3 separate regions of the Homo sapiens genome follow, and all the other regions are linked to region 2. A link is a loop called in an ENCODE intact Hi-C map of the cell type or tissue named here. Cell type or tissue: mammary epithelial cell. All regions are shown on one strand.

The links. Peaks named below come from ENCODE experiments on the same cell type or tissue, not always from the same donor. Only the 100,000 strongest peaks of a DNase experiment are listed, where the experiment ranks them.
Region 1: a loop joins it to region 2, with 9 times the contacts of the local background. A loop is called at or near these places in 96 of 110 quality-filtered maps.
Region 3: it touches region 2 in a loop (3-fold over the local background); 5 of 110 quality-filtered maps call a loop at or near these places.

Annotation. Positions count from the first base shown.
Region 1 is chr12:38,312,426-38,320,425 of GRCh38, reverse strand. It overlaps ALG10B (ALG10 alpha-1,2-glucosyltransferase B), which reads right to left and starts at 3,652. Exons shown (of 3, transcript NM_001013620.4): 1 at 3,362-3,652; 2 at 1,968-2,165; 3 at 1-265. The coding sequence starts at 3,532. RefSeq lists an enhancer at 3,382-4,581. In mammary epithelial cell, a CTCF peak has its summit at 3,923 (motif pointing right); a DNase peak (open chromatin) is centred at 3,745; H3K4me3 peaks cover 1,098 bases; H3K27ac peaks cover 634 bases.
Region 2 is chr12:38,134,933-38,142,932 of GRCh38, reverse strand. It overlaps LOC107984469 (a long non-coding RNA gene), which reads right to left and starts at 4,443. Exons shown (of 2, transcript XR_007063272.1): 1 at 4,070-4,443; 2 at 282-400. RefSeq lists a silencer at 1-26. In mammary epithelial cell, a CTCF peak has its summit at 4,044 (motif pointing left); a DNase peak (open chromatin) is centred at 4,042; H3K4me3 peaks cover 1,171 bases; H3K27ac peaks cover 659 bases.
Region 3 is chr12:38,278,830-38,286,829 of GRCh38, reverse strand. No RefSeq gene overlaps it. Among named protein-coding and RNA genes, the nearest start is that of ALG10B, 34 kb to the left of the region's middle. In mammary epithelial cell, no CTCF peak of the experiment used is centred here; a DNase peak (open chromatin) is centred at 3,749; H3K27ac peaks cover 2,391 bases.

The DNA.
Region 1 (8,000 bases), 180 kb before region 2:
CAGTTTTCCAAGCCTCAGTTAACTTTTGTGCAATGACATTCCCTGCACAGAAGACAGCCCAGATGATATTTGTTTGCCGAAACATGAAGCCACAAAATCCAAGGAAGGCTGAAGTTTTATGATTTCCATAAAGACACATCAAATATGCAAAAAGAGTAAAAAACATAGATCCTGCTTCTGTATAATAAAGGAAGTTAAAAAAATAAAGTGTTGGAAATACTGCTAGTGTTAATGTTGACAAGACTCTCTGGATACTTGAGGCAGCCTTGGAGGAAGAAAAAACACAGATACAATTATTTTAATGATAAATGCTATTTCTGCTTACCTAATGAAGAGATTTATTTAAAACTACTCAACTACTCAAACCTTATTTAAATAAAATTAATCAATATTAATCTTATCTCTGGCTTTGCAAAAACACAATAAACATTTATAAGAACACTTCCTGGTACTTTTTATTTATACCTATCAGTTTGGAGACCGTGTGTATGCCAAAGCTTCTATAGCTTAACACAATTTGAATCAGGCTATGATTAGTTAAGGAGTTACTGAGTGCAAGATACCGACTAAGTTCTGTGGGGACTATGGAGATAAATAGGACACAATGCTGGCTCCATTTCCCTGAGCTTATGTTTTAGTGCCTTCAATAAGGATTCACTTAGCCATAATCACCACTTTCCTTTAAGGAAATCCTTCATAACACTACACAAGGGAGAATGTAAACATGCATATGGTATTTATTTTACCATATCCAGACTTACTTTTTCAAGATGATATTTTCATGATGAAATAACGGTATTTTTCTGAAAAGTGAGCCAGTCTAAACTTATATATCTTATTTTGGCCTTTCTGACATGCTATTTCAGAATTTGAAAGTGTTCTTATGTTCTTGAATTGTATACTCCACTTAATCTAAATCACTAAATCAGACCATGTCATTTCCTTGATTAAAATTAAGGTCTCTCCATTACATGCTAAAGTTCAAAGTCCTCTCTGTGACATATGAGGGCATTCATGACCTACTTCTCTAGCCTTACATCCCTCTACTTTCTAATCCTGTAATTCCAAGACCAATTCCCTGCACCTCATTGTTCAATGCCTTTCTTCCTTTGCTTATGCTGTTTGTCTCCCCAGGATTAATTCCTCACCCTACACAGCCCTATCCGTTCATCAGGACTCAGCTCTGGTACCATCTTCTCTGTGAGGACTTACTGAATGCCACATACTCCTCTCCCTCCCAGAAAAGCAGTAAGTGTTTCCCTGCTCCTTCTCTGTGTCCTCATAGCATCTTATGTCTACTACTCTATCATAATTGACACTACTGAAATAATCTCTTAAGGTTAAAAATAATTATTAGAGTTAATATTTACTGAGCCCTTACTATATATCTGGCACTATTTGAAGCATCTTCCATTTATTAAGTTTCCTTGTTCCTTTATAACAGTTCTATAAGGCAGATTCTATTGTTATTCTTATTTAACAGATGAAGACATGGAGCCACTAAGGGTTAACCTGCCCACAGTAACAAAACTGGTTAAGTGGCAGGGAGAGAATTCTAACCCAGGCAATCGACCTCCGGGGCCTGCACTATTACCACATCAAAAGTCCTCAGGTAAAGTCTGTTTTCCCTACTGAATATATACGTTTTACAAGAAAAAGACTGCCTCATTTATCTCTGTAGTCCCAGTCCCCAGCACATGGAATAAGCTCAGTAAGTATTTATTGAACTGGTTTGACTCACTTAACAAATATTTACTTTAGAGTTTACAAATAAGTTATTCAAGTATTTAAATACAAATTTATTCTAAAATGGAGATGGAGAATTTAAATTTACCTTTACATAATATACAAAAAATACAAAGTTACAAAGTGTTAAAGACATTTTTCACCAAATCTCATAAAACTAATTCATTGTAATTGTGGACCTGACTACACATAAACTTGTAATTAAGTATTTTGAAACATACCTTGTTTCTGGGTTGTACCTTGTGGAAAAGCAAATATAGTAAATAGAAGTTGCCAACACTGAAGAGAAGATTAACAAATCTGAGCATCCCAATGGAGCAGACAACATGTTCAGACCATGCAAAGATCCAAATGGCAGGTTTGACCACTCCAACTGACACCAGGTACAAGCCAGGTAATGTAGTAATCATGGGATCCCACTTTAAAATGAAAGAAAATGAAGTAAAAGCAAGAGGTAATACGAACAAGACAGACACAAATATGTCAAGCCCAAGTCTCATCTCCAGCAACAATCAGAAATTTTGAGAAGTTAGTCTATGACAAGATTAAGTAAGTCCTTGGCAGAACAGGATTAGTTTTTCTTATTTTTTGCCCCCGGACCAGCTTAGTGATGGTTCAGGTAGCAGCAACCAATAAACAACAACTTAAAATCTATTTCTATTTTCCAAGAAATGTTCTTTAAAAGCCTTTATTTTGATAAATAAACTGCAAATGCTCCAGTTTTTAAAAGCATGGAAACATTGTTTGGGACTCTAAGTTTAGGAAAACATTTGGACCACAGGCTCCATGATGACAGCTGACATAAACTGAGACAGAAATTGTGCCAAACCCTCTGTATTGTAACATTACAATATGCCCTATAGTAAAGATTATTGTCATTTTGCAGATGAGTAACCTGAATTTCTGAAACTCAGAACATCTCCAAGATCACAAAACTAGTAAATCACAGCACCAAGATTTAAGATCAGATCTTTCTCTAAAACAGACTTTATATTTCTAGCCAGTACCCTATATTGTGTCACCAGAAAAGCAGGGGATGTTTATTTTGATATTTATATGTACATACTTGCACAGTCAAATATATATTCAAAAATGATGTGACTTGACTGGTTGCCAGTTTATCCAGTCAACAGATAGTTCACTAAAAATACCCAGGGAAGGAATTTGTGATTATAAATTGTCACTTTTTGGTAGCCGAAGATCCCTCCAGTCCACCCTATCCCACCCCTAAAATGCACAGTGAGGTGCTTAACAGGTGAGCTAAAGGGAAGTTTTCTGATATTTCCAAGGAGCACCCGAATGCCTTTAATCCTGAGACAAGGAAAAACAAAGTGGGATCGATATTGTCAGCTGCCAAGAGGAGCGCTCAGTTCCCCACTAAGTATTCTCCCAGATCACTCCTCCCTGGGGATCAGATCTGCTGTTTATTCATTCATTTAATAAATATTTCACAGATCTCAGAGACAGGAACAAAAGACTATACCCAGTTTCTTTCATGTTCTGAGGCTGGGGTGGGGTGGAAAGGGACGAGTTAAGTCTAAAGATGGGAGAAGGAGCTGGGGACGCTGGGACCTTTCAGGCCTCTCCTGGGGTGGGGACAGGTTGGGCACCCCACCTGGGAAAGGGAGAAATGGCCCTCACAGTAGCGCTGCGCCTGAGGCAGGTGGAAGATCTCGTCCATGTAGGGCTCTCGCAGCGCCCGGCTGAAGGCGGAGAAGAGGAGGCAGGACACTAAAAAGGTACAGCTCAAGGCGGCCGAGAAACAGTAACCCTCTAGCTGCGCCATTCCTGCTCCCACAGCCACTGCCCAAGAACCCACTCCTGGAAAATTCTGAGCCCGGAAACCCGAGCTGGAAACTTGGGCTCGAAATGGGCGCGCTAGACAGGACTAGCCAGACGGGGCCACATACCGGAAGGCAAAGGATGCTGGGAGAGCGCGGATCCGGAAAACAGCGGGTCGCTGTTTCCTGGAGTGACGGGTTTAGATAACGGACCGGATGATTACCCTCTCCATCACATTACTCGGGGCGCACAGTGTCAAAACTTCCGGAAAGGGCGGGTCTCGGATTTCGCGAGCGCGGGAGGGGCGTGGCTTGCTGCTTTGGAAAAAAAAAAAAGCCGCTTCTTAGCTTGGATCTTTTTTCCTGCTCATTTCCATCACTTACCAGAAGGTGGCGACGTTTCCCCACGTTTCCAATTCCAAGCCCTAAAATTAACACATTTTTTTCCCCCGTTATTTCTTTTCTTTCTCTCCAGTGATCCGAATTAATTAAACCCTCAATTCCAAGACATTTCATTCCATCAACCTTGGAGTGTAGGAAGGGGGCGTTGGTTGTGATAGCAAAGACTGAGACTTTCAGATGAAAACTTGAAGAACCAGAGACCCGTCAATGCCGAATGAACTTCAGTGAGAGGAGTGTTTGTTCGTTTGTTTGTTTGTTTAGGTTAAGAGAGAACTCTTTCAAAATGTGGATGCTCTCAGAGGATTTAGTAAAATTGACACTCCTAGTGCACTCTCATAGCCATATTACCCTGTAGGATTTGGAAGAAAATATATATTTTAGAATTTGGGATGTTTTAGGTGTGCCTGTAAATTAGGTTGTTAATATTTATAAGGCAGCCTTCTGTTTTTCCTACTAAATCATAAGCGTGAACATCTTAGTGGGTGGCATTATACATCCTTTATGTTTGTAGTCCCCCAAATGGCTTTCACACAGTAGGCACTTAAATTTGTGGACTTTTATAGGCTGTGTAGACATCATCAAATTCCTGTATTCTGGGATTAGGTGTTGGGGGCAGGAGATGTGGTAAATAATTTGAAGAATGCCGAAGATAAATTATGTGTTGGAATTTTGTCTTGAGCATGGTTGGCCATGTTTTGTAGAAAAACTTTCTCTCAGGTAACCTCAGTCAGGTTGCCTTTGGCAGGCATATATCAGATTGAGTCGGGATTTAAGGTTGCAAACCTCAGAGTTCTCAATTGAGCTCTTTTTCTGGGTTAAAAATAATTCAGTATTTCTGAACTTAAGAAAGTTTCTTAAATCAAGCTGACTGCCTTTCCAGTCTGTCTCTGCCTGTTTCCTCAATGATAAGAGGAGGTAGTGGTGAATGAGGGCTGGGACGGGAATATTTACATTACTGGAATAAAATCATGTCAGGATTCTACTCTGATGTGATGCTTAGCTTTGCTTTAACCATCATCTCCCATTTTATTATTGATTCCATGCTGTACTTATCTGTTTAAGTCACTTGTAACACATCTCCAGATGATTCAGTCTTCAAGAGGTTGATGTGATCTACGAGTAATTAGCCCCTGACCTATTGACCTGCTAAATCGTGTTATATATACTCTGCAGCTTACTGACCCACCCTAGAAATAGTGGGCCGTTTTTAAAGGGAGTAGAACAAGACTAGACATTTATGCTCTCCATTTTTCTTCATAACAATTGCCACCAATAGTTTATGTTAAACATTTGACTCCTATACATGCTGCACACATCGCTTTACATAAAATGGAAAGTTTCAAGGAAATATAGGGTTTTAGGATGGCTAGGGATCTTTATTAATAATCTACTTGACTTCATTTTATAAAAGAAGCTGATTTTTAAAAAATGAATAATTTACCTAAAATTACATAAAAAATTAGTGTCAGAACCAAGTGTAGGAATTAGAACATCAGACCAAGAGTAATAAAATAACTTCACAGCCTTATAGGTTAAAATAATCTACAATATATACTGAATTGAATGTTTCACTAGTCCCAATAACTTTACATTTACATTCCACTATTCTCTGTTTCCATACACCAATTTGAAATACAAGTTTCATCTTTTAAAAAAATGTTCGTCTTACAGACTAATTACATCAAAATCTGCTGGGGGATCATTGTGAAAAACTAGATTCTAGAGAGCCATCTCAAATCACTGAATACTGATCTTCATATTTGGAAACGATTGATGTAAAACATATTACCTAAGAATGCTAAGAAGCTCCATGGGCCCAGTAGAGTTCTTCATAGAGTACTTCACTCATTTGTTAGTGAGTTACTTTTACTATCTGCAAATCGATGAAGCTGTTGTCACTTTTCTACTCTTAGATTACAGCATCTTTGATAATCTTGAAATGCTTTCCAAAGCTCTGCTCCTAAATCAAGACCTAGTAAAATAGCTACCTCTGGGGTTTTAATGAAATAGACTACATTTTATTAGACCTATCATTTAAAACTAGATCAGCATTGATTTCAACTTATATTTTCCATTCAGAATTCCAACTGCCATTTTCCATAGATGTTTGTGAAAAAGAGTCATTAGGATGAGCAATCCCATTATAATTGCACATCAACTATTTATTTGTGCTACTTGAATTATGATAAATAAGTTACGGCAGAAAAATGGGCAATTTCTGTTGGGGTTCTAAGGATAGGTTGTTTTAGCAAGAAATACATCTTTTTTGGTTTATAAGCCATTAAGATTTTGACTTTATTTCTCTGGTATAACCTAGCTGACTTTGATCAATTAAGACATTCCTAATTTGATGAACTCAGACAACATAGCATATACTTAACTGTTTGAAACAGCCATATCTGAACAGTGAATTTCCCCAAAGGCTGTAACTGTAATAACTTTGAAGTATTAGTCCAAGAAACACCCTGCCTCTTATTGCACCCCTTTTCACTTGTTGCTGAATGAAAACATTGGCCACTTGCTAATCAGAGTGACGGTTTACTCCTTTCTAGGTGACAATTCGTTCTAGCTACAGCAGAGTACTGCACCCTGGGCCAAAAATCACAGATGATAACCTCTAAAATGCAACTCTACCCTTGAGGTCAATCTTAACATATCAATTTAAAATCTAAATTTTAAAATTAATGAATCAATTAAAAAAACACACAACATTTTAGTACAAAAGCATTAGCAAGTATTTTAGCTCTACTGAAAATGTCTTGAAGACATTGTATAGGGGACTGGTTAAACCTAAGTAACACACACACGGAGAGACCCTTCTAAAAAACAGTAATATTTATTTGGTGAGAATACAATGAACATAGGGAGGTAAAAGAAGACAAGGGATTTTAAAAGAAAAATGAAGAGGGTTACATAAATTGCTTTGAGACAATTATCCTTGGTTACAAGGACTGGTAGAAAGGGTGGCACCAGTTTGAGGTTGGACAGGCAGTTGCTGGGCAAATGTCCTCACAGAAGTAATTTTTTGTGAGATTGTGGTGGCCTTTGTGCAAAGTTGTGGTTTGTGCAGTCTTTTGTCGTAGTTCCTGTTGTCAGGCATACACGCATATAAACCCTCCCTTTCTGGTCTTCCTTAGCTCCATTTTTCAGGGTTTTTATGCAAGTGGCCCCATTTTGATTCTGATAACTTTCATAGAACAAATCTTTCTGGTTTGTGGCAGACTTTCCAGTTTTACCCTTGAAAGTCTCAGGCCAGGTAAATTCTGTAGTATCAGACAAAGAGAATGGTTGGTGATATGGTTTGGCTGTGTCCCCACCCAAAATCTCACCTTGAATTATGATCCCCATAATCTCCACGATCCCCACGTGTCAACGGAGAGACCAGACGGAGATAATTGAATCCTTGGGGCAGTTTCCCCTATGATGTTCTCATGATACTGAGTGAGTTCTCATCTGATGGTATTATAAGTGTTTGATAGTTCCTCCTGCATTCATTCTCTTTCCTACCATCTTGTAAAGAAGGTGACTTGCTTCCCCTTCGCCTTCCACCATGATTGTAAGTTTCCTAGGCCTCTGCAACCATGCTGAACTGTGAGTCAGTTAAACCTCTTTCCCTTATAAATTACCCAGTCTTCTGCAGTTCTTTATAGCAGTGTGAAAAAGGCCTAATACACTTGGTCATTTAGAAAGATATACCATACAACCCAAAGCAAAACTTCCTAAATGTTTTTTTTTTATAACAGTGGTTCTTAAAGTGTGGTCCCTGTACCACAGCATTAGTATCACCTGGGAACCTGTTAGAAGTGCAAATAATTAAGTCTTGCCTTAGACCTACCGGAAAACAAATTCTGATAGCAGAGGGAGCCAAGTAATACATGTTTTAACGTTCATTTTGTAATCACTTATGATTCCCTTAGATTCCCAAGTGGACCTGATGGACATGAAAGTTTGAGAATACTGCTGTCCTCTACATTCCCCTTGCTTTTCTGATCACTCATGCTGCTTTGTCCCCTGGTTTCTCCAATTCTTCATCTCCAGGCTTCACCCTGCCAAGGAACAAAGTTCATTGCC
Region 2 (8,000 bases):
TAAAAGAATCACTGGCACACCCACCAGGACTAAGACAACTTTTAAAAGAATTGTTTCTGTGTTTTGGGTGCATCCGTGTATTTCTGTACAACAAAATTATTTATTTTAAACTTTATGAGTTTTTGGGACTCATCAGCTCTGAGTCCATGAGGCCAGAAGCTGATATCCTCAGTTCCTATTTAGAATGAATTTAAACAAGCCAGCCAAACACTCTGCCGTGAAACTCCTGGAAAGACAAGAGATTAAAAAAAGAAACAAACAAACAAACAAACAAAAAACAATGCTGTCAGGAGCAGTGGCTCACGCCTTTAATTCTCGAACATTGGGAGCCTGAGGGCGGGTGGATTCCTTGATCCCAGGCAATCAAGACCATACTTGGCAACATGGTGAAGCCTCGTCTCTACAAAAATACAAAAATTAGCTGGTTTCATAATATGGAGTCAAAATTAATAAATAAATAGATTGAAATTTAAAATTTAAAAAAATCTTAAATACCATATTCTGTTATTTTTGCTTCCTACCCTGAGAAGGACATAATATAGCTCTTGTCTGTCTGTCTGTTTGCTACAGGGTATCACTCTGTCTGTCACCCAGGCTGGAGTGCAGTGACACCATCACGGCTCACTGCAGCCTCAACCACCCCAGGGTTAGGTGATTCTCCCACTTTAGCCTCCTGAGTAGCTGAGACCACAGGCATGCACCTCAGGTTTTGGCCGTGTTGTCCAAGGCTGGTCTTGAGCTCCCAGGCTCAAGCGATCCTACCGCCTTGGCCTCCCAAAGTGTTGGGGTTGCAGGTGTAAGCCACCACACCCAGCCTGACTTAATACATCTGGTCTCACTATGTCCTGACCACATGCCCTTGAAGAACTCGAGTCAAGAGAGTCAGCAAGAGACTTTCAGCATTCTCTCCCGAAAGCAGTGAGGTGGATGGCGGCCAAGTATCCCACACTCCTGTGGTTTTAGGTGGCCACGCATAGAGGACAGATTTCAAATGTTTCCAGAGAGGAGTGAGCCACAGTCATTCGGGGTATCCAAGCTCGTGATGGTGTTTCTGACAGTGCCTTAAGGGCCAGAAAGGGCCGGGATCTGCAAAGGCCCATGTTCCAGGGTGGGGACAATGGAACCCAAGGTATAGGGAGTCAACAATCTGCACTGAGCTCCAGCCCTAAACCCCACCGTGGAGACTAAATCAGAAGGAACAGTCCCTTGTCCTACATGCCACATCTCTCCACTGAACTTGGGAGCAGATCTGTTTTCCAAACATGAGGTGACTCTTGGTTTGAAATGAATCACAAGGGGCCCAGCTTCTTGAGTCAGCAGGATAAAGAAGTCATTCTGTGGCATAGAATGATGTGTGCTTCAAATCTAGAATTCCCAGTTAAAACCAATGATGGTGGCCTGGCACAGTGGCTCATGACTGTCATCCCAGCACTTCGGGAGGCCGAGGCTGGAAGATCACGAAGTCAGGATTGGGAGATCAGCCTGGCCAACATGGTGAAGCCTTGTCTCTACTAAAAAAGACAAAAGTTAGCTAGATAGGGTGGCACGTGCCGGTAATTTCTGCTGATAGGGAGGCTGAGGCAGCAGAATTGCTTGAACCAGGGAGGCAGAGAGTGCAGCCAGCTGAGACAATGCCACCGCCTCGGCAACTGAACGAGACACCATTTACACAGGAGGATAAAAGAACAACAGGGTCCCTGACAGGATGGAGGTTCCCTAGGCAGCGAAGGAGAGAGGGAGGGGCCTCCAGAGGGGAAATAGAGAAAGTGGTTGTCCCAGGCTCTGTGAAGTTGGACAGGCCTCCCTCAGTGCCACCTCGACTTTCAATAACAGTGGTTACTAGGTGATGCTCTATTTATTAAACAACAACAACAACAACAACAAAAAACACATTTATTTTGAAAAATTGCAATTTAGGCCGGGTGCAGTGACTCACGCCTGTTATCCCAGCACTTTGGGGGGCTGGGGCAGACAGATCCCTGAAGGTCAGGAGTTCAACACCAGCCTGGGCAACATGGTGAAACTCTGTCTCTACTAAAAAAACAAAAGTTAGCTGAGTAGGGTGGCATACGCCTGTAATCCCAGCTACTTGGGAGGCTGAGGCAGGAGAATCGCTGGAACCAGGGAGGCAGAGATTGCAGCCAGCCGATACCACGCCACAGCCTGGGCTACAGAATGAGACTCTATTTAAAATAAATTAATAAATAAATAAGTGAATGAATGTATGTAAAAAGAAAAATGCAAGGAAATGGCGGAGCACGGGAAGGCTCCACTCATTCCTAAAGAACAGAGCAGAAAAACAGGACCATCAAGTTGAGACATGGGCCATTTTGAATATGTTGTCACCATGCTCAATTGGTACCAAAGAAGGGCAGGTTTCTGTGCCACCCGTCTGTCATCACCGCTCCTGTCAAGTATAATTGCAGGGTCACGACTACACAGAGATCTCTCAACCCACCGGATGCATCTGTACTTTTATGAGCCTGGTTGGGAGAATAAACAGGATATTTAGCAAAGTACTCATCGTGCGTTCTTTGGTCTCCCATGTCTCTTGTGAAACCAATTAAATTCATGGTCCGTTTTTTTTCTTTCCAGCCCTCGACCGTCCACAGAGTACCAAAATAAAAGAAGAGTGAATGCCTTTTATGCAACAAGGAGAAAAGAACAAAGCAAAAGTCTCAGAGGCTTGTGATACACAGGGGATACAGAATGAGGAGACTCTTCCAGAATCCACACGAAGACAGACAGTTGGAGGGATGGGAGGAAACGAATTGAGAAAAGACAGACAGCAAAAAAGATTAAAAAAAAATGTAAAGAAAAAGAGACAGAGATGTAAAGGGAAGAAAGATAACGAAGAAAATAGAAAGAGAAACAGAAAAAGAGAATGAGAAATGATAGAAGGGAGGAAGAAAAAGAGAGAGAGAAGAAAGAAAAAGAAAAGAAAGAAAGAAAAAGAAAGAAAGAGGAAGAAAAAAGGAAAAATAAAGGAAATGAAAAAGAGGGAAGCGCATCATGGTTCACACCTATAATCCCAACACTTTGGGAGGTTGAGGTGGAAGAATCACTTGAGCCCAGCAGTTTGAGACCAGCCCTGGCAACACAGTGAGACCACGTCTCTACTTTAAAAAAGAAAAAATTAAAAAGTTAGCCGGGCGTGATGGCAGGCGCCTGTAGTTTCAGCTCCTTTGGAGCCTGAGGTGGGAGCATCATTTGGGCTGGGGAGGTAGAGGCTGTGGTGGGCCTTGGTCAGGCAAATGCACTGCAGCCTGTTGCCCAGGCTCATCTCGAACTCCCAAACTTTAGCGAACCGCCTGCCTCAGCCTCCGAACTTGCACCTGCCATATCCAACGGCCCTGGGAGTATCAGTGATAGATTTTAGTAGACACGGTTGTTATGCCATATTGCCCAGGTTGGTCTCGAACTTGAACCCGGGAATATGAGGCTACAGTGAGCCAAGGTCGTGCCACTGCACTGCAGTCTGGGTGATAGACCAAGACTCCATCTCTAAATAACTAAATAATAAAAACAATAACAATTATAACAAACAATAATACAAATAAATAATAACAACAACAATAATAATAAACTAGTGGGAGTGAAAAATATAACAAGTAATTTAGATCACAATTAATTGTAGTAATTTCAAGGAGTTATTTCTTTAACCTGTCTCTCTTACTTTCTGAAACAGGGTCTTTCTCTGTCACTCAGGCTGGAGGGCAGTGGCGTGATCATGGCTCACTGCAGCTTCGACATCCCAGAATCAAGCTATTCCTGCAGTCTCAGCCACTTGGAAGACTGAGATGGCAAGATCACCTGACGGAGCCCAGGAAGGTCCAGGCTGCGATGAGCCGAGATCGCATTCTCACACGCCAACTTTTCTCAAAAAAAAAAAGGAAGTAAACGTAAAACAACAGCAACTTCAGTGTGTAGAAAGAGGAGTAAGAAAAGTAAAAGGAAAAATAAAAACAAAATGAAGAGCAACTGAAAATACTGTGGAAACAATTGGAGAGGAAGAAACAACGTAGTGAAGGAGCGACATCTAGTGGACAAAAGTGGTAGTGCTGCTGACCAGAGTTATCTGTTATTCCTTAGAAATCCCAGGTTGATGGTCAGTTCCAACGCTCGCCGCAGACGTCTGGGGGACCCGGCGCCAGCGGACGGAAGCGGTCGGACCCAGTTGGAATCTTATCACACAGAGCCGGCCCACCTTTACTGTCATCTAACTCCACCGACCTGCCCGCCGTTCCCCCACTGTCCGCTGGTTGAACCCGGCAGCGGAGAGAGAAGGAAAGGCACAAAGGCAGTGACTGGCTCATATCCCAGCCCCGCGCACCTGGGGCGGGGAGAGGGGCAGTGACCCCAAAGGCCACCACCGGGCATGCGTGAACATTACTGGGACAGAAACCTCAGGGGCACACCCTCCGACACCCACGCCTCAGCCATTCTCAACAGGCTCAATGAATCCGATCCCAGCCCCTGGAGGAGTTCCCAGAGGGGTGTGGGGAGGAGGTGGAATCGGAGAGGTGGAACTACGAGCAGGTGCGCCACCCCTACCTCGGCAATCCCCCGCGTGGCATCTTGGAAAGCCCGCCGGTGGGGACGGGCGCCTCCCAAATGCACAGCGGGCGCTGATGGGCTCTGGCGAGAGACACCCGCTGTGTGTTCCGGAGCTCCGGGGCGGGTGGGCATGAGCGGGCCAGGGAACGAGGTCCCCAGGGGCAACAGGAGGGAGGAAGAAAAGTACACGTCAAAGGTTGAATTACACAAGGACACGCCATATCACCGGGTCCCCCACACACGGGTGGAGAGACCCTTGTGTGGAGATCTGATTTTCAATAGATGGCAGGGAGGGAGCTGCTCTGCTCCATAGAAAACCCTGACCCAGAAGCAGGGCGTCTACGAATAGCTTAGCATCAGGTTCCCCACAAACACATTACGTGATGGGTCAGGGAGTGACCGCCTTTCTGGCAGCAGCGCGTTTCCCAGGATGAAGGGCTGTCTGCACCAGACCCCGGTTCCCGGCGCACGGCGAGGATCGCCTATCCGAGGCCAACAAAAGGTCCGTGGAGCTGCCATATCCCTCCTGGGCGGGATTCTGACTTAGAGTCGTTCAGTCATAATCCTACATATGGTAGCTTTACCCCATTGGCTCCTCAGCCAAGGACATAGGCCAAATGTCTGAACCTGTTGTTCCTCTTCTACTGAGCAGGATGACCATGGCAGCAACACATGAGGAACACACAATAAAACTAACCTGTCTCACATGGGTCTAACCAGAATGCTTTCCAGGGCATGCGCACAGCTCTCCGGTGAATCCATTCCAGTTTGCCTTGCCCTACCCAAAGAAAAGAGAACTCTCCAGGCGCGGTGGTTCATGACTGTAATCCCAGCAATTTAGGAGGCTGAGGAGGGCGGATCACCTGAGATGAGGAGTTCAAGATCAGCTTGGCCAACATATTAAAACCCTGTCTCTATAAAAATACAAAAATTAGCCGGGCACGATGGCGGGTGCCTGTAATCCCAGCCACTCAGGAGGCTGAGTTGCCCAGGCTGGCGTGCAGTGTCTTGATCTCTGCGGCAAACTCCACCTCCCGGGTTCAAGTGATTCTCCTGCCTCTGCCTCTTGAGTATCTTGGTCTACAGGCGCGCATGCCACCGCGCCCGGCTTTTGTATTTTTAGTAGAAACAGGGTTTCACCATGTTGACCAGGCTGGTTTTGAAATCCTGACCTCAAGCCGTCTGCCTGCCTTAGCCTCCGAAAGTGCTGGGATTACAGGCGTGAGCCACTGCACCCGGCCTATGTGTTTGCTTTTTAAACATCTCTTTCTAGGGTCATGAGAATTCTCGTTAATTTCACTTAGAGCTCCTCGAGAGAAAAGCCTCTATTATTGTCATTGTAACCGTAAAAATAGTAGAGCTTTTTTTTTCTTTTGAGACAGAGTTTCGCTCTTGTTGCCCAGAGTGGAGTGCAATGGCCCGATCTCAGCTCACTGCAACCTCCGCCTCCCAGGTTCAAGCGATTCCCCTGCCTTGGCCTCCCAAGTAGCTGGGATTAGAGGCATGTGCCACCACGCCTGACTAATTTTGTATTGTTAGTAGAGACAGGATTTCACCATGTTGGTCAGGCTGTTCTCGAACTCCTGACCTCAGATGATCCACTTGCCTGGGCCTCCCAAATTTTTGGGATCACAGGCATGGGCCACTGTGTCCAGCTTTTTTTTTTTTTTTTTTTTTTTTTTTTTGAAACAGGGTCTCCTTCTATTGCCCAGGCTGGAACACAGTGGCATAATCATAGCTCACTGCAGCATCAAACTCCTGGAGCTCAAGCAATCCTCCAGTCTCAGCCTCCCAAGTAGCTAGGATTACAGGTGCACACTACCACGCCCAGGTAAATTTTTCTTTTTTTACACAAAAATGTCTCAACATGGATTTTTTTCTTTTTTGGCAGAGATGATGTCTCACTATGTGGCCCAGGCTTGTCTCAAACTCCCTGCCTCAAGCCATCCTTCCACCTTAGACTCCCAAAGTGCTAGGATTACAGGCGTGAGCCACTGCACCCAAGCCCCGATAATTTTTTTTTTTTTTTTTTTTGAGGCAGAGTCTTGCTCTGTCAACCAGGCTGGAGTGCAGTGGTGTACTCTCAGCTCACTTCAACCTCTGCCTCGCAGGTTCAAACAGTCCTCCCGCCTCAGCCTGCTGAGAAACTAGAATTACAGGCACATGCACGCCCGGCTAATTTTTGTATTTTTAGTAGAGACAGGGTTTCACCATGTTGGCCAGGCTGGTCTCGGACTCCTGACCTCAAGTGATCCACCTGCCGTGGCCTCCCAAACTGCTGGGATTATGGACGTGAGACACCGCACGCCGCTCCCAAGAACTCTTCAAATGCAACTAGTGTCACAAGAACAGATAGCTAAACTGTATCTGAAAACGTGGCCCATGCGGGGAAATTTTTGGTGGATTTGTGGAAACTTAGGGCAAATTTTAAACGTGAGGGCTTTTGTCAGATCACCTACATTCCTTGGATTCTATGTGGGTTTGTCACAGATGCTTGATGTGACAAATTACGCGGCTTCTACCACTTCATATGATCAGCCTCCCGTTGACTTTCAGCCAAGTCCTGCAGAGTTGCTTCTCAGATTGTATCTTTCCACAAGACAAAGATGTTTTCATAGTCTCTCTCTAACTTCCCCTTTTTGTGGCTGTTAATTTATACTTCTATGTTTTTCAACTCCTTATTTTTGTTTTCCTTTTATGAAAGCTTTAACCTGTGCTATTCTTGAGGGAAATACTGATGCATATCTAAACTTTAAAGGTGTTTTTCTCCCTGGCTACAGACACTCGGTTAATAATTTTTCAGGTAATAGGAAAAACCCATCATTATGACAATGTAGCAACTTTTATTTTGTAGTAACAGTTAAAATTGTAGCCATGGTGCTCAGTAAAAGGGGACCTTTCCCCGTAGGCGTTTGGGGAGGAGTGAAGTCCTGTCCTCCATTTTGTTAGTAACCTGATTATGGATGGGGCATTATCACCCAAAAAGGAAAGAGATACTATGGTATGCAGTTACAGGGAGCCGGAGCAAGAGCAAGACAAAGAAATTCCCTCATGTCTTCAATGCAGAGCCGGCATTTAGACCTCTACTCCAAGCAGGGCCCACAAATCTCTGGCAGCCGTGAGCACCTGTTTTGCTTCTGCCTTCTTCCTTTTGGCAATTTTGGGTATTGGGGTTTTTTTTTTTAGATAGACCCTCACTTCATCACCGGGCTGGAGTGCAGTGGTGTGATCTCGGCTCACTGCACCCTCTGCCTCCTGGGTTCAAGTGGATCCTCTTGTCTCAGCCTCCCAATTAGCTGGGACTACAGGTATGCACCACCACGGACAGCTAATTTTTGTATTTTTAGTAGAGATGGGGTTTCGCCATGCCGCCCAGGCTGATCTTGACCTCCTGATCTCAAGTGATCAGCCCACCTTAGCTTTTCAAAGTGCTGGGATTACAG
Region 3 (8,000 bases), 140 kb before region 2:
AGAGCCACTGAGTCAAAAATTCTGTGGGTGGAGACCAGAACTCTAGTTCAAGAAGCCTCTAGGCGATTCTAATGAAGACTAAAGTTGAAGAACCATTGCTTGTTAGTCAAAACCACCAGCATCAGCGTCACCTGAAGCTCATTAGAAAATGTAGACTCTCAGGCTTACTCCAGACCTAATGAATTAAAATCTGTAGTTTAACAAGATACACAGGTGATTCATGTACACATTAAAGTATAAGAAAGACTGAGTGCAGTGGTTCACACCTGTAATCTCAGCGCTTTGAGAGGCCAACGTGGGAGGATTGTGTAAGCCCAAGAATTCAAGACCAGCTTGGGAAACATGGTGAGACCTCTATCTCTACAAATAATAAAAAATTTGGCCAAGCATGGTGGTGCACACCCATGGTCCCAGTTACTCAGGAGGCTAAGACAGGAGGATCAATTGAACTTGGGAGGCTAAGGCTGCAGTGAGCCATGATCATGCCACTGTACTCCATCCTGGGTGACAGAGTGGGATCCTGTCTCAGAGTTTAAGAAGCATGACTCTAGACAGAATTATCATTACATGTAGACAGATCCCTTGTCTAATTAGAGGGTCTCTACATGCTCAAGATTGTATTATATTTATTCCAAAATTATCCCTATATCTATCCATAGTTCCCACTTATGCCCTTTTTAAAAGTGAGCCTTAGAAAATTCAATAAGGTACCCTTAGAAAAAGATAGCTAGAATTTTGGCTTTAAGCAATAAATATCTGACCAATTATCAATCTTTATTAACAGAAATTTAGATCATTGTTTCATTCTCACTGCTATATATACTCAGTTGTATAGATATCTCGCCAACAACCCTCCCATACCATAAGTAAAACCTGTTGATTTAAAGCTGTTTTCCTAAGTAATTTGTCTAAAGATATTATGTTAATATTTTTCCAGGAACAGGACTGCATTTTAAATCATTGTAATATATACATATTCATACATGCTACTTTATATATGTTAGGAATAATTAATTTCCTTTTTTATTTTTTCCTTGCATCTTAAATTTGTTAAAAGAGCTCTCATGATAGTTATGTATTAATTAAAATTTCAAGACTGCCAAACAAATACATTTATTTCTTTGTATACATTGTTGCTTTATCATCTGCATTTGATAATTCTAGTTTTTCAAGTCTCTTTGGTTCGAATTCTTTCATTTTTGTTCTCGTTTGAACTTACAGAATCCAGTTTCTTGTGTTCCCTATTATCGTTGAATATATATTCAATATTGCATGTGAAAAATTGCAAGATTGATTTGTGATTATGTAGACAGCTTCCTCTAAAGGAGATATCATTTGGTTCTGTCAAGCACCAAAGCACATTACTAGTCAGTAACTTCTTAAACCAAGTTTAGGTTTTGAAATTCCCTGATCCAAGAAAGTTAAGCCTGGGATCAAATTCCCCATGTAATAACTGCCTCAATTTCTGTTCTCCTTAACCTTGATGGCACAACCTTTAGGGAATCCCAGCTTGGAGTAGAGATGCTCAAATCTAAATCTGCTAAAATATATTTTATGCTGGTTCTGAATTCTAAGTTACATTGCTCTCACCTCACAAAATGGACAAAACTAGGAGTCTAATTTTATATTATCAGCAAATGCTCTCAGGGCAAAAGTGGCTTCAGTGTTTGCCTCTCAGTCTGGGTCCTTGTTTTCTCTTCACTTTTGGCTTGGCTCTTCCTTACTGCCTTTCCATAATGCTTTTATGAAAGATTTAATTTTTTTTAATTAAAAATGTTTGTCTAGCTATATATTTCTGTGACGTGGCATGAGTGATCTGAATAGCTTCACTGACCGTTACAGAAACAGGTGGGCTCCCTCTCTGTTTTTAACTATGTCCAAAAATAATGGGATTCTGCTGATATTAGGAACTTCAGCATCTATATGAAATCTGCTTTTTTCATAAATGAGATATCTATTTTGAGAACCTCTTAACAAGAGGACCTGGCAGGTCATAGCTACCTCATATTTCAGGTATTTGCAGAGAAGGTGCATAAAGGAGGAGAGTTACTATGACCGAAGGAGAAAGATGCTCTAAAATGAGCTCACGGATTGGCTTCCATCTGGGTGTTCTGCTGCTGCTTTCAACTCAGTCTCCTCTCTCTAGCATTAATTGTCATCTGTTTTTTTTCCTCCAGTGTCCTTACTTTCTATTCTTCACTATACTATTGTGCCTCTTTGGCTTTCTTTCTTTCTCTCTACTCGGATTTCTTTCTTTCTGTGCCACTAAACTCATTGTTTTTCTTTGTGCTGCCTGCGTTGGCTTTCTGATGGTTACTTTCTGTGTCATTTACTTAGTTATTTTTCCTCTTCACCTGTGATATCTGGGCTATTTTTATACTAATCTAAATATTATTTCTTTCCTTTAGAAATACTTTTTTATGTGTATGTGGGCGGTGGGGAGGGGGGAGAGGAGGTAAGAGAAAAAGACTAAAAAGATGTCCCTCTACAAGAAAATAATTAATATCCCTTTCTATGAGCTGCTTCTACTTGCTTTTACTTCAAGATATCCCCATTTATATCAACTCACCCATAACAAGATCCATTAAAAGGTTTAGTTGACTTGCTAGCACATCATTAAACATCCATTTCAGTTATGTGTGTACTATCACTACATGTACATAATTATTGCTAGCTACAGTGCTAGCTAGCTGGATTTATTCTTCCTAACAAAACTTATTCTGTCTCCTATAATGTCAGTAGCAGCTACACACCCAATCCTCATAGCTGCCAACAGCAACCATTTCTGATTTCCAGACCCTCCCTTAGAAACGGCAACAACATAAAAATAGGATCCATTAAAAACATCTTGATTTAAAAGCATTTTGATTTTCTGGAACGAGTCTGTTCTTCTGATCATGAAAACAGATTATCCATGTCTCCTTATTTCAATACATAAACGCTTTCTTCTTCAGAATGACCCCCCACTTCACCAGCTGCATGAGGTTGTCAGTGAGTTAATTGACGATTCTAACTCTAAAGTTAAATTGTCTGATTAACTCCATGGAGCAATGTCAGAAATGTCAGAGGAAGGAGTCATAGCTATGGAAAGAATACAGCTCTGAAATTTAGAAACATGGCTTTTATTTTTGGCTGTTACTAACTAGTTGTAATCTGGACAAATTATTTAATCCTCTATGTCTGTTTCCTTTCTCATAGGATGAAATGGTTTGGTGAACTGTTAATCAAGTTACTCAACATACATGATAATGATAGAAAATTCTTATTTATATAATGTGAAACAAACTCTGCAAAATGCCATATATTCCTTATTTATTTCATTTATCATTTTAAGAACTCAGTAAAGTAAGCATACTTACTATCTACTAATCAGGAGATTAAAACTCAGATTATGCAGTTTTCAAAATGAAATATAGTTAATACATGTCAGGGCCAGGTTTCAAATCAAATTGTTCAACTTTTTGACTTTGCATTACACTTCTCTTCTATTCTTAGCATGATTACGGGCCACCTCCTTTTAGCTACCTGTTATTATTTAATAGTGTTCCCTAAAATGTCATCTAAAACTAAAATGATACATATAGCCAAATGCTAATTATATAGCAGTAGGAGAGGTATTCAGGAAATTGGTCAGTTTTCTTTTTCTTCCCAGTTCCTGTGAGTCATTGCTCTTTGTGTGAAATAAGATGCCCTCAGGTGAATAGCTAACATTGTTAGAAAAACATGGTCAACCATGAGCAATCATGACAATAAGGATTTTCCTGTCAAGCAGTACTTTTGAATTAGACACAAGACCATTGTTAAGCAGTGGGGAGTCCAGTTGCCTGGCTTCTTTACTTAAATGTGTAACTATGCATACTCACTGTTACCCACTGAAAGCCAATTAGTATTTGCAATCTGAAGAGTCATCTTTGGGGAGCAAATTTCTAACTGGATAACTGAACAAAATAACTCAGTATCATCTATAAATTTCATGATGCTTGTTTGACTAAGGAAGCTTTAATGAATAACTATAATGACAAATTATTTTTCTTACATATATATTAGGCTTTATAATCCAAGAACTTCTTAGAAAATGACACTTTAATGTTTTTTCTTATCAAGGAATATCTATTCTTTTGGCATCTGTGTGATAAATACAGAATGTTTCTCAGCTCATACGTTTTCTGGTAAAAGATCTGTGACCGTGACTGTCGGTGAGGGGAATGGGGAATTAGAAAAAGAAATAACACTTTAAGGGAGACGTGGACTGTGACTAAGGAATAGAAAGGCAAAGCCAAAAATGGATGAGGATTCATTACTAAAAATGTCAGCAGGATAGTCAATAAAAGCTGAGTGGTCTACAGTGTAGTCTTTAAGATCATATTTTAAGCCTAAAAACAAAGATTTTTATAAACTTTTATTGATCCATAGCTCAGTTGGGAGAAAAATGCACGGTTATATCTATAGTAAGACAAAACTAAACCAACTCACTGCAGACAGGAAATGATTTATCAGTTCGAAAAGGACCAACAAAACTAAGGCACATTCAACTTTGTACTTCTAAACTAAGCACTAATTAAAAACCACCAGCTGTTCCTTGAACAATATGTCCGGCTAATTCAGATGACCTTAAATGTTGTTGCCCAAATACATTAAAAGTTAATTTTTCCCTGCTTCTCAAAGTGTTCCTTATGTTCTGCCATATCCCAAAAAGAAGTTGGTGATTACTGGAGAGGGTATGGTCACTATTTTCTCTTAGTCTGATGAAGTTTGTCATACTTTATCCCCAGGGAAAGTAAAAAAAATCTGTTGATTCCTTACAATTCTCTAAAGGAGTAAATCTAAGCAACTGTGCAGAATTTGATAGAATTAGAAAGCAATGAGTTTCTCTCTCTCACTAACTCAAACTTATTAATATAATATTATACTGTAGTCAAAAACTTCTAGTAGATATGATTGTAAGAAGTCAAGATAGCAAAAGCATTTTATGCCATTTTGGAATTGATTTTTACCTATGTTTTGTATAGAAAGTTATTTTTCATGACATTGAGCCACTAATAGTTACTTCCATGAGCAGGAGTTCATAAATATTCAAAATGTGCTGGGAGTAATTTCCTGATTTTTGCTTTCTTTTAGAGCTCTTGCCTGTGCTGCCAAAAGTCATTAGTGACTAGGTTAGTGAATTGGGCAAGAGTAGATTCTCATCAGAGCTCCTGAGGGTCAGATATCATAGTCATTGTCTTTGTTGCAAAGCATTGACTGAAGAGTAAAAAGAAATAGATAAGCACAATTGGTCCTGTTCATTTCTTTCAGTGATCTCAGGAATCTTAAGAGCAGCTATAGAAACAAAGTTATAGGGTGAATTTTGATGACCATCATGTAAGGTCAAGAATCCCATGTTGTCATTCTAAAGAGCAGATGGTAACTCATTTATTTTATAAATATTTATTGAGTACCACTCTATCATGCATTTTTTTATGTTCTGGAGCTAAAGCATCAATCAAGACAGTCAAGGTCAAAATTCTCATGTAAGGCATAGAGAGAAAAAATAAAAATAAATAAGAAAAATACTAGACAACTGTAAGCACTATACACAAAATTAAAATAGGGTAATAGAGAGTGATTTGGAGGCCACTTGAGACGAGAATAAGAAAGACTTCTTGGAGGAGGTGACATTTCAGTGATACCCATATTAAACAGAAGAAGTTTCTAATCAAAGAGAACAGTTAGTAGACCTGTTCTATCTGTCAGAAACTAAGACTCTAAGGCAAACCCTACATAGTAGGTAATAGAAAGAAAAATATGATTGGAGCATGTGGTGGAAGGTAAGTCCTACAAGGTAGGCAGAGGCCAGGTCATGATATTCTTTTTAAGTGTGTATGGATTTAATTCTAAGACACTAGGAAGCTTTAAATAGGAGAGTTATGTTATCTGATTAACATTTAGCCAGATTACCTCAGCTCCTGAGTAAAGAAGGCATTTAGAGGTGGGGAGAGCTATTAGAATAATCCATGTGATAAAAGATGGTGGCCTGGACAAGAGTGGTAGAAATAAGAGACAGTAAAGTGGATGTAAAGTGAATTGATTTGGGATATATTTTGGAAGTGGAGCTGGTGAAACTTGCTAACAAAATGAATGTGGGTGTTTTGTGAATGAAAGGATTCAGGGACAGCTCAGGTTTTTGGTTTAATAAAAGTGGTGGATCTGTTTTCTAAGGGGAAGATAGAAGTAAGGCCAAATTTTGGAGAAAGAGGAGATTAACAGTTTTGTTTTGGCTTATATATTTAATGTAATTTAGTTTTGGGGGTAAATTCAATATGGCTGAGATGATGATTATAATAATTATTCTCTGTTTCATCTTGCTTTCTCTACAACTTCACAAATTCTCCAAGTTTGTTAACAATCCAATGATGGAGAAATTCACAAACATTAACAAAAATATTAAATACTTACTGAAAGAAATAAAATCATTCACCAAATGAGGGAGAAATTCACAAACATTAACAAAAATATTAAATACTTACTGAAAGAAATAAAATCATTCACCAAATTTGTTGTGTTCTTCATTCAATATTTACTATGTACTACTTGTTAATAGTAGTATATACTATGTGTACTATTTATAAAACTTGGAGTGAAACATAGCTGAATAGCCTAAAAGACTCATGTGTGTGTGTGTGTGTGTGTGTGTGCATGTGTGTTTGTGTGTGTGATAGACAGGATGGCTTCTGTGTAATATCAGGATGGGGTATCACATTGAATGATGTTGTGGGCCGAATAGTGTCTCCCCTTAATCCATTCTCATGCTGCTATAAAGGACTGCCTGAGATTGGGTAACTTACAAAGGAAAGAAGTTTAATTGACTCACAGTTCTGCAGTGCTATGGAGACCTCAGGAAACTTAGTCATGGTGGAAGGGGAAACAAATACGTCCTCCTTCACATAATGGCAGGAAGGAGAAGTGCAGAGTGAAAAGTGGGAAAAAGCCTCTTATGGAACTACAGTTCAAGATGAGATTTGGGTGGGGAAACAGCCAAACCATATTATCTCTCAAATTCATATGTTGAAGCCCTAACTCTCAGTACTAAGAATGTGACTGTATTTGGAGATGGGGCCTTTAAAGAGATAATTAAGGTAAAATTAGGGTGCACTGTGATCCAATGTGACTGTTGTCCTTAAAAGGAGGTTGGCTGTGGTGGCTCACGCCTGTATTCTGAGCTCTTTAGAAGGCTGAGGAAGGTGGATCGCTTAAGTCCAGAAGTTTGAGACCAACCCTGTCTCTACAAAAAATACACACACACACACACACACACACACACACACACACACACACACACACAGAAAATTAGCTGTGCATTGTGGCACATGCCTGTTATCGTAGCTACTAGGGAGCCTGAGGTGGGAGGATCACTTGAGCTCAGGTGGTCAAGGCTGCAGTGAGCTGTGATCATGCCACTGCACTCCTGCACTCCAGCCTGGGTGAGTAAGACACTGTCTCAAAAAAAAATTAAAAAAGGAGATTAAACAGACCCACAGAAGATCATATGAACACACAGATGAAAGGTGGTTGCCCACAGGTTGAAGGGTAAGGCCTTGGAATAAATCAACCCAGTTGACACCTTGGTCTCAGATTCGTACTCTCCAGAATGGTGAAAACGTTAATCTTTTGTTTAAGCCACCCAGTCTGTAGCATTTTCTTAAGGCAGCCCTAGCAAATGACTACAAACAGCTACTGAATCTCTTCTACATACATAGACTAACTGAGTAAGGAAAGCTCAGTCAGGAAGTAGATCACAGGTTGCAGCTTGGAATACTTTTTTTTTCTCTAAGAATGCTCTCCTTTATAGGATACCTAACCATACCCTTAGGATCTCCTGGGATGTCTATTGTGTTTATAAGGTGCTTTATTCTTCTTGCCTACCCGCCATAATGTGCAGGAGGTAGACCAGTTGGTACATTATTCTTATTCTCCTTAGATTTTGATATTAGCCTAATATGTTTACAAATAATTTTTTGTCT